Regions from separate parts of the Homo sapiens genome. Here region 1 is linked to region 2. Evidence: read pairs that join two places in POLR2A ChIA-PET (ENCODE). Cell type or tissue: GM12878. All regions are shown on one strand. Each heading gives the region's core, and the rest is flanking DNA. Links, peaks and the distances in the headings are about the cores only.

Region 1 (5,390 bases), core at 54-5,053, 210 kb after region 2:
CTTTAATAAAGAAGACTACGGATGTGGCTACTTAGATTCAGCATAAAATATCATTCTATTTACTTTTTGCTATTCAAATTAAATTTGATTTCCCACAACTAGTAAGATGTATTCTACAATTTGTTTTCCTGCAGTAAGATTCAATTGAGAGGTTAAAATAAATGAACCAGTGAAACTTTTATAATCAGCAGATGGAGCACAAGCTAATAATAGAAACTAGACAACATTTCCTCCCACCTGCTGGTATTCTGTGTTTATCAGTCAGTGATAACTTCAGTAATTTGTGAATAATGGCTAGTGGGCAAATTTGTTGCATGAGTCTGGTGTAAGTCTGGTTTATATTGGACTGCCTAATGTGAATCCCACAGTGCGGTGCAGCCTTCCTCATCACCCACACTGCCCTCCATGGTCATCTGTAATGTCAAATCACTCAGCATCTGATGGCAAAGGGAACAGCTGGGAGGCAGGATTGTGTGAGGACTCTACACTATTGACTCACTCCTCTCAAACCTCCCCACCTTCTCTTGAAAGGCACTCATCCCTCTTCTGCCCTGTGATCTGCTTCTTGGTGCTCTCCCTTAAGCCTCCAAGATACTACCGCACCCCAAATTCTTTCTCTGTCTCCCACTCCAAAGTCAATCTCATCAGTCACAAAGTATTCAAGGAATGGGTCTGGTATCAGGGAACAAATCTCAACTGCCCCTCCCCGAGTGAGGCATAACTTCTGAATGCTCCAATCATCTTTTTCTGTCAGGGCATCAGTCAGGGTGCTAGCTAGAGTCTCAGGGGTATACAAATCTTTCAAACACTATTAAACAATCTTATTTCACAACCTAACCATTTGAGTGGTAGCATAAATTAAATTTAATAATGAATATTGCCATCTTATGATGATTATATTCTTATATAGTCAAACATTAGAAACCAAAGAAATTAGAGCCTGCAATATACTATCTCTCATAGTTCTACCTGAAAGAAAAAATGTAAAGCATTAAAATATTTAATAAATTTTTGGCTGATGCCTGCACACATTTAATTTAATCTCCCACCTTCCACATAGATCATTGATAAAATCATAGTAAACGTAACCATTCATGATTCATTCTGTGGCAAGATACTCAATAAAGCTTAATTATGTTTACCACCTTGAACTAGAACAAGAAAAGAAACTGATATATTTTAGACAGATTTTCAATCACAAGGGTATAACTTTTAAATAAACTTCTTTCTGCTTCATTTTCCCCTAAGAAATTATATGAACAACTTAAATTTTGATATGCAAATTTTTAGGAATTTTAAATATAGCATTTTTACCTATCAGTATTACTTTATTATTTTTGTCTCCTAGTAGCACTAAACGTGTTGGCCTATAGAAAATAAAAGGATGACAACCCGTACTTTCAGTAAACAGTTAAAGAGCAAATTTTAGTTATAATATATTTATGGGCCAGGTAAAGTGGCTCACACCTGTAATCCCAGCACTTTGGGAGGCCAAGGCAGAAGGACTGCTTGAAGCCAGAAGTTCGAGACCAGCTTGGACAACATAGCAAGACCCCACCTCTATAAAAAATTAGCCAGGCATGGTGGCACGTTCCAGCTACTTGGAAGGCTGAGATGAAAAGATCGCTTGAGCCCAGGAGTTCAAAGCTGCAGTGAGCTATGACTGTGCCACTGCATTCCAGCTTGGGTGATAGAGCAAGACTCCCATCTCTTAAAAATATATGTATTATATCTACACACAACATGATACCACCCCTTCCAGAAATGGCAGCATTTTATAGTAATACACTGAGACTATGTCAGTTATTCATAACATACCCAAGTATAAACATCTGAATTCTAAGGAGTTTCTTGTTCAACCATGTGTAAAAGTTCATAAATTCTATGTTAAAAATCTTATGTTCCTACCTTTTAAGAACCTAATAATTTGCAAATCCCCTTCTGAAATATGTGATCATATTTGCAAATCCTCTTCTGAAATATGTGGTATGTAATGTTAAAGCAGTGAGGGACATCAGATGTAACATAATGCAAACTACACACCACATACACTAAACACCCACCACCCCTACCAAAATTAAAAGGCAAATGATTTGCTCAGGGTCTCACAGGGAAAAAAAAAAAAGGCAGTATCAGGGTAACTCCAGGTATCCTGACTCCAAATGTGTTTTATTCCTCCTGCTACATCATGTCATCTTCATTAAGAAGAACAAGATACAGCCTCCTTTCAGGCTGGAACACCTCAGGTTTTCAAGGAGTTCTGACCAGCAAAAAACCTGGGAGAAAAAAGTAGAATGGGAAGCTGGGTATGGTGACTCTTGCTTGAAATCCCAGCACTTTGGGAGGCAGAGGCAGGAGGATCGTTTGAGCCCAGGAGTTCAAGACCAGCCTGGGCAACATAGTGAGACCCCCCATCTCTACAAAAACTACAAAATTTAGCCAGGCATGGTGGCATGCACCTGTAGTCCCAGCTACTTGGGAGGCTGAGGTGGGAGGATCACTTGAGCCTGGAAGGTAGAGGCTGCAGTGACCTGTGATTGTGCCACTGCACTCCAGCCTAGGCGACAGAGCAAGACCCTGTCTCAAAAAAAAAAAAAAAAAAAAAAAAAAAAGGTAGGATGGGGAGCATGTTCCCAGCCCCAACCTGAGAGACGAAGCAGGAAGTACTGGGTCCCTGACAGTAGAGAAAGGAGTAAGCCAGGAAAGTCTCTCAGCTGACACCAGGGAGGGATCCAGAGAAAAGCCAGGTCCTCTCCCCCTGCTACCAGAAGGAAATGGGCCATGGACCCAGCTCTGGATTTTCTGAATGGAATGAAGTAAAACGTCAGGATGCTATAGCATCATCAATATTATGCCTTGGTTTCCTAACAGAACATGTTAAGGAAATGTGCTATTATGAGATCCATTTAAGCCCATTTAAAAAGAAACTGTGAAGCAAATCCATTTGTAAATTGGATACTATCTTTCATTTAAAATGGAGAAGAAAAAAACAAAGCTTAAAGTTAACTACCAGCTGATGATGAAACTGTGTCAGCCTTATTTTCCCATTTGCCTGGTAAACACAAGGTGACCTGCCAAAGGTCTTTCTCATTTTCACCAACCACAATCTGATATATCAATGTCAAGACCACTTTGAAAACAAGAGAAAGCACTCACTTCTTTATTAATAGATAAAGTGATTAGAAATATAAGTTCCTTGATAAGACAAAAGCAGGCCAGGCACAGTGGTTCACACCTGTAATCCCAGCACTTTGGGAGGCCAAGGCAGGTAGATCACTTGAGGCCAGGAGTTTGAGACCAGCCTGGCCAATATGGTGAAACCCCATCTCTACTAAAAATACGAAAAAAAAAAATTAGCCAGGCGTAGTGGAGCACACCTGTAGTCCCAGCTACTCAGGAGGCTGAGGCATGAGAACTGCTTGAACCCAGAAGGTGGAGATTGCAGTGAACTGAGATCACACCACTGCACTCCAGCCTGGGCAACAGAAAGAGACTCTGACTCAAAAAAAAAAAAGAAAAGAAAAGAAAAGAAAAGAAAAGAAAAGAAAAGAAAAAAGAAAATATTCTATGGCAACTGATATAAATCTGACAAAAATTCTTCACAGTTCTGTAACATGGATAGCATGTTTTTTAAACAGCTTACTTAATTTTATATCAGGCTTTTCTTGTTGTTTGTTTGAAACTGAAATCACTCCCTTAAAAATAAACTCAAATGTTTTTCTACTGGCTAAAAAAAGACAGAAGTGAAAGAAATGTCTTAATCAGGTCATAACTCATTCTAATTAAGATGAAAATTTACTAATAAATCTAAAATAAAATTTTTCAGAAAAACATCTAAAAAGAGTAAACCTGAAACATAAACTGTATTCTATAGGAGGAGAAAACATTCTGAGGTAAATCTTATAAGGGATGAAATATTTCAAATGAGAGATCTAAACTAAGATTTACTTGCCAATAAAACAGCTTTTAATATTCTGAAACATGTGTGCTAAATAAAGTAGACAAATGTCTTAAATGTGGGACATTATTGAAAATCTCAAATTCTGCCATAAAACACTGGAATAAAACAGTCTTGAATATCAAACCTCACAATATACTACCATATTACAACCCTAGATGCAAATATTCTCATTTAATTTAAAATGTCCACTTAACGAGAAATAGGAACACTTTTACACTGTTAGTGGGACTGTAAACTTGTTCAACCATTGTGGAAGTCAGTGTGGTGATTCCGCAGGGATCTAGAACTAGAAATACCATTTGACCCAGCCATCCCATTACTGGGTATATACCCAAAGGACTATAAATCATGCTGCTATAAAGACACATGCACACGTATGTTTATTGCGGCACTATTCACAATAGCAAAGACTTGGAACCAACCCAAATGTCCAACAATGATAGACTGGATTAAGAAAATGTGGCACACATACACCATGGAATACTATGCAGCCATAAAAAAGGATGAGTTCATGTCCTTTGTAGGGACGTGGATGAAATTGGAAATCATCATTCTCAGTAAACTATCTCAAGAACAAAAAACCAAACACCACATGTTCTCACTCATAGGTGGGAATTGAACAATGAGAACACATGGACACAGGAAGGGGAACATCACACTCTGGGGACTGTTGTGGGGTGGGGGGAGGGGGGAGGGATAGCATTAGGAGATATACCTAATGCTAAATGACGAGTTAATGGGTGCAGCACACCAGCATGGCACATGTACACATATGTAACTAACCTGCACATTGTGCACATGTACCCTAAAACTTAAAGTATAATAATAATAAAAAAAAAAATAAAATAAAATGTCCACTTACGAAGCAAATACTTTTTAAAATTCGATGTTAATATACTTAATTCTTATGCTATTTCTTAAGAAATACAAATTTGCCTAAAGAAACTACAAAGAAATATTTAAAATATTCCAGTTCTTTTACCTACCAACAGTTATTCCTTTACAATACAAATAAAACACGTATAAATAATAAAACTAGTTTCCTACTATTTAACAAGCAATTGAAATATAAATTTGAGATACGCTTTTCAGAAAAACATTCTTTTAAGCCAGCCGAATTTCAGAAAAACAGTTCTTAATGGATAATTGCTATAGCAAAGGAGGGGAAATGAAAATTCAAAAATGAGATGGTGTTTTTGTGGTTGCTCCTTAATATTTTGCTATTTGTTTTTACAGGTCTATTCCTTCTGTGGAAATTTTTCTAATCCATTATACTAGAGTTTCATTATGATGCTGTTCTTTGGAATCCAAGATTACATGCCCCAAGAGATTAAAACTTTAATCATTAAGAACCTTGTAGGTATTAAAACAGATCTATCTTATTTTAAGCATGAGGAAAAAAAAGTTACCATGTAGTCAAATAAAATAA
Region 2 (5,390 bases), core at 247-5,246:
AAAAACCACTGTGTCACAATTGCCTACAGTAGTCAGTACAGTAACATGCTGTAGAGGTTTGTAGCCTAGGAGCAACAGGTATATCATATAGCCTAGGTGTGCAGTAAAGGATGCCATCTAGGTCTGTGTAAGTACACTCCTTGTTGTTTGCAAAACACAAAATCACCTAACAATGCATTTCTCAGAATGTAACTCCATCATTAAGTGATGCATGACTGTACTACAAATATTATTATGTATTTACATGATGATTTTTATATGGCTAATTCATACTATTATATATTTATGTGACTAACACATAAATAAATATATAAATAAAAATCTCAACATGTCAGTGGTGTAAGAGTATGATAAGGCTTTTGGGATAGCATCAGAATGATACCCTTAAAGTTGTGATTATTTTATAGTTGTGTCAACTATGAATAAAGACATCTCTAGAGACAAAGAAAGGAAATAATCCTTTGTAGCCTTAGCAAAGTCATATTTTCTAAACACTTGTTATATATTAAAGTCATAGTTTTTGAAATATATTTTGTCATCTTTGTTTTGATACTTGCCTTGAGAAACTCCAAACGTTTCTTTACATACTCAGAATCTTGAACATTCACAATCTCAATATCCTTCACAGATTTGCTCTTCTCTGATACCCAATCTGAGAATGACTTAAGTTTATGCAGAAATTCTTCATGGGAAACTGCTAGTTTAGACTAGAAAAAAAAATTGTGCATTCAGTTATCTTTCCCCAAAATGTCAAATTCTTACAAATAATGACTGTGGTTTAAGAGTTAGCACTCTAAAACTAAAATACTCCAGCTTATGACTAAATCCTCAAATAATAAAATTTTCTTCATAAATCAAAATTTTGACATTTTATGCCTACCATTTCAGAGTCGATCGCAAGCATGATCTGTTTCGTTCTTTCTGAAGACACGTTGCTGAGGGAAGAGAAGGCGGTCTTCAAACTCTGGTGGCTAATACTCAATTCTTCAACATGGCCTCTGGGAAAGTCACTGGGAAGAGACTTTAAAAACTCTTCTGCCAACTTCATATCTTTTCTTAAAATAACAGCAATTGGAGCTAATCCCAATTCAAATGTCTGCAAAGAAATATATCCCGGACCTATTTACTATTTAGTGAAAAACCCAAATATAAACATGAAACATAGAAGTGTTCTGCTTCTTTTTCCCAGTCATACATCAGCTGACTACCATCCATAAAGAGGCAGTAGACAATTCTTACCTCCAACTGTCTAAGTTGATTCTTCAAAGCTTCCAAGTTGTTATCCAGAGATTCCTGGTTGTCTAAGGGGGGTTTCATATCTTGAAGCAATGTCAAATACTCATGCATTTTTTCAGTGTGCTGTAAACACTGCTGTAATTCACTGGAAAACTAAAAACAAAGTTGGACATTTTAATTCAATAACCTTTATGCAGATGTTTAAAGCAAATGTATGGGATTATTCTCACATGGTTCATGCAGCTTTTTCTGTATAAAATGTATAGGTCAACTTACTTGTTCGGTTGAGCTATCTCCAGAAGCCATCTCTTTAGACCCTGAAGTACATTCCAAATGGCTTGGGAAATCATTACACAGATCCTTGAGCTTCTCATCTCTTGGCAATGTTGATGCCCACACAGTAGAGCTTTCTAGTCCAATTTCTTTTACAGTTTCTAAATTAGGAGAATAGTAGTTTCCTTCTTTGCTTTTAATATCACCAAGAATATGTGGCTTTTCTTCCATCATCTCAGATGTAGAACATGCTTTTTGATTAAAGTCTCCAACATGTTCTATTTTCTCTGAATATCCATCAGCAAGCAGTTTGTAGAAAATATTTTCAAGCTGCAGTGGAAGTACTTTAGACGTAATGCCTCTTTTCTCTAGGTCATACTCCATATGAGTTAATTCTCTCATCAATTCAAATACTCCTGTAATTTTTTGGCTATGTTGATCTTGCTTCAATATATTAAGGAGAAGCTCAGACTTAAGATTTCCAATACAGAAAGGATCATCTCTACTTTCTGGCTTTAGTTCTGATGAGTTAGTCATGGGGGAAACTCCAGAAGAGTCACTCATTTGAGAGTCGCTGGGCACAGTAGATGCCTCATTTACCAACTGTGATGTGGTAATCCTTTTAATTAAATTTTGAATTAAAATTTTAGTGTCTGCACAGGCTGAAGGTTCTTCAACCTCTTGAGGGTTCATATGACCTTCTTTCAACCTGCTTTTTAAGATATCCTTTACATCCTCCACAAATACCTGAGACAATTCAGGAATCTGAACCTCCTTTTCTTGGGATCTTGGAGACAAGGCTTGTTCTTTTGGTAGCTGTTGCTCAATTCTTTCTTTCTTATTATTAATTTCTAAGAATGAATAGTCAGTATTTAAAGTGTTACTGGAGTTATCATTTCCTAATCCATTTGCACACCGCTCCGACTGCAGAAAATCATTTTTCCCAACATCTTCTACATGTTTACGAGATAATATTGAAAGTGTGGCTTCAATACTTTCTGGTGTGAACTGAGAAATTTCTGTTCCTCCTCCTGAGATGCTTTCTTTACTACAAAGATCATTGCTTTGGATCATGTCATTAAGAGGTGAGTCTTTTTGGGTACTAGTGGACTTCTCTTTTGTATTATTAACTCCTAATTGTAAATGTTCTTTCATGGGAGGGGCAGTTATTAAAACATGGCTTGGGACATCTTCATTTGGTTTGGCTACATCTTTTGCTTTTATATTTTTAGCACAATGTTTTAAGTAAGTAAACAGATCAAGCTCTTTCTCAGGTCCATCAGTGAATGACTCCTCAAAATGTGTATTCCCTTCCCACGATGTAATGTCTGAAGTAATGTCATCACTAATCTCTTTGGAAACTGATGTGTCAAAAATTTCTTCAAGATTCTCAAACTGAACAGGACTTTTACTAACTATTATTTGTAGATTATTTGGTTCATCTTTAAGAGTTACAGTTGCTTTTTTAAGGCTTCCTTTCTGATTAAGTTCTTCATTGTTTGTGATTTGTGGAAATGGAAACTGACTATTAATTAACTTGAAACTATCCCTTGTATTTTTACCAGGCAAAAGTTTGAGATGCCTATTTTCTTCTTCTACTAGACCTTCTACAAGCACTTCTCCTTCACCCAAGTACATTTTCTGAATTGATGTTTCATCTTCTATTAGAATATCACTTTTGCCATCTCTCCCTTTAATGAGATCGCTTCCATTTCCTTGAGGATCTTTGTCAGTTACAGAGGCTATCAATGACAAATGGCTTTCCTCAGCAGGTTTTCCTATTAAATCAGGCTCAGTACAAATGATGTGATCAAGAGATGAGTCAACTTTTGGTGTCATATTCTTAAAATATTCATCTTTACCTTTCACAGAATCAGTCAATTCTGGCAATTCTGACCCTTGAATCAACTTAACCTTTGTGTTTGCTAGATCAGTACCTAATTCAGAAGTTGAACTGATATTATTATTATCATGTGAAATACTTGCAGGGCCAAAAGTTTTTTCAGATTCAGTGTCTTTAATGATAGGCGGCAATACATCCTTAAGTACCATCTCATGGTTCAACAGATTTTCTTTGCTTTTTCCAGCAATCTCAGTTGTATATTCTGGAAGGTTGCTTTTTTCAGTAACTAAGTTATTTTCACTAGGTGATGCTAGCTGTACAACATTTACCCTTTGCTGTTTTTCTAAAGAGCTACAACTGTGCATTTTATCCAGAAGAATCATTGTATTAATATTTTCATTTTCATCACTGTTTTCATTTAAAATAGAGGCACACAACTGGATATCCATATCTTCAGCCACATTTTGGCACCTGGGCTTTCCATTCTCATCTCTTATACCTCCTCCTTCTTCATCAATGCCATCATCATCATCGTCATCCTGATCATTACTGTCATATATATAATCCCCATAACTTTCTTCACTTTGCATAGAATCTAAATGATCAGTATCGGAGTGAAATTCCTGTCCAGTTACATACTCTTCCTTTCTTCCTCTCCAACTGCCACTGTCATCAAATTTTAATGATGCAGTGAAGCTCTCTTTTCCTCCTACAATATCATAATCAGTCAATGAGTCAGATTCATCACCTTCAAGGATATTTGTGCATTCCCTTTCTGATCCAGTTTCCAGTGACTGTCCATTCACCTTATCTGAGCCAACAGGATTTAAATGTATTTTTTCACCAGAATCTAATTCATCTTTCTCAACATCCATAAGGAAATCCTGAAGACAATGTGCTTTGTTCTTCACACTTAAGCTACCAACTGGTGCCCCCTGGGGAACCATGGAATTTTCATTCTCTTTTGAGACATCATAAAAAACATCAGCAGGAGAAGCCGTCTCATCATTTTCCTCTTGCAGTGTGTCGTAGTCCTCAGGGTGCAGGCAATCACGATCATCACCATCAAGAAGCAAAGAATCATGGTCATCATCTTCAAACAAGGGAGTATCATAAAAATCATCATCACTATCAGTGTCTGTTCCTGTGTTATTCTGCTGATCATTCAGCAGTGACGTTTCATAGTCACTAGCACTGATGGTTTCATCAAGCAATGGTGTAGCACAAGTAAGAGACACAATGGCATTATCAGTATCACCCCCTGGAGTCACAGCACAGGAATACTCTTCTATTTCAGACTCATCTTCCTTGTCTTCAGGCATCTGCTGAAAACCTGGATGTGTTTTTTCATCCTCACCAGAAGTATTTGAAATGTATTTATCATTGTGATATTGTACTTGAGGATTACTAGAAATCATATTTAAAGATTTCTGTCCATACTGCTCTCCTGGTAAACTGATGTTAATAGCTGCAATTCCCAGAAACTGGTCTTGAAATTTTTCTCCTATTCTTTGACCTGACAACATGGTTTTGTCACTGAATGATAAGGCTGGGGCTTCACACTTATTTCCATTGCTCTCTGGGGTGTGTGTATCATTAAAACTTCCCTGACTGTGCATCAATTTATCATGACTTAACAAGGCACTTAGCCTGGGGGAATAGTCAAAGATAGGTGAATCCCTGTTTGTATTATCTTCATTCTCTGTTTCATTCACACCACAGAATTTACTCATTTTTGATTTCATAATAGGATTTTCTATTAAATCACTTGGAAAGTTTTGAATGTTTTTAGAATGACTACATTCATTTGCACGTTCATTTGTTTCCACTCGGCTTTGATTTTCATAGTTTGTAAGTATGTTTTCAGAGTCACTTCTAAGCATGCTAATGTCTGCAAGTTCAGTCTGTGTTAAATATGATATGAGACTGGGAACACACACACTGGGTGAACTGTTAACTTTAGGATCAATTGATATTGTACTTGCCAGTTTTCCTGACTGAGAAAATTCACTATTGATAACAGTATTTCTCATTTCAT

What was found. Peaks named below come from ENCODE experiments on the same cell type or tissue, not always from the same donor. Only the 100,000 strongest peaks of a DNase experiment are listed, where the experiment ranks them.
Region 1: POLR2A ChIA-PET joins it to region 2 with 6 read pairs; 3 of 35 experiments call an interaction of 5 or more read pairs at or near these places.

Annotation. Positions count from the first base shown.
Region 1 is chr6:56,808,600-56,813,989 of GRCh38, forward strand. The region is part of intron 4 of DST (dystonin); the gene reads right to left. Among named protein-coding and RNA genes, the nearest start is that of DST-AS1, 33 kb to the right of the region's middle. In GM12878, for the core only: no CTCF peak of the experiment used is centred there; no DNase peak of the experiment used is centred there; H3K27ac peaks cover 1,950 bases.
Region 2 is chr6:56,602,325-56,607,714 of GRCh38, forward strand. DST (dystonin) reads right to left here. Exons shown (of 104, transcript NM_001374736.1): 40 at 1,513-5,390; 41 at 1,240-1,389; 42 at 881-1,096; 43 at 558-707. Among named protein-coding and RNA genes, the nearest start is that of DST-AS1, 240 kb to the right of the region's middle. In GM12878, for the core only: no CTCF peak of the experiment used is centred there; no DNase peak of the experiment used is centred there.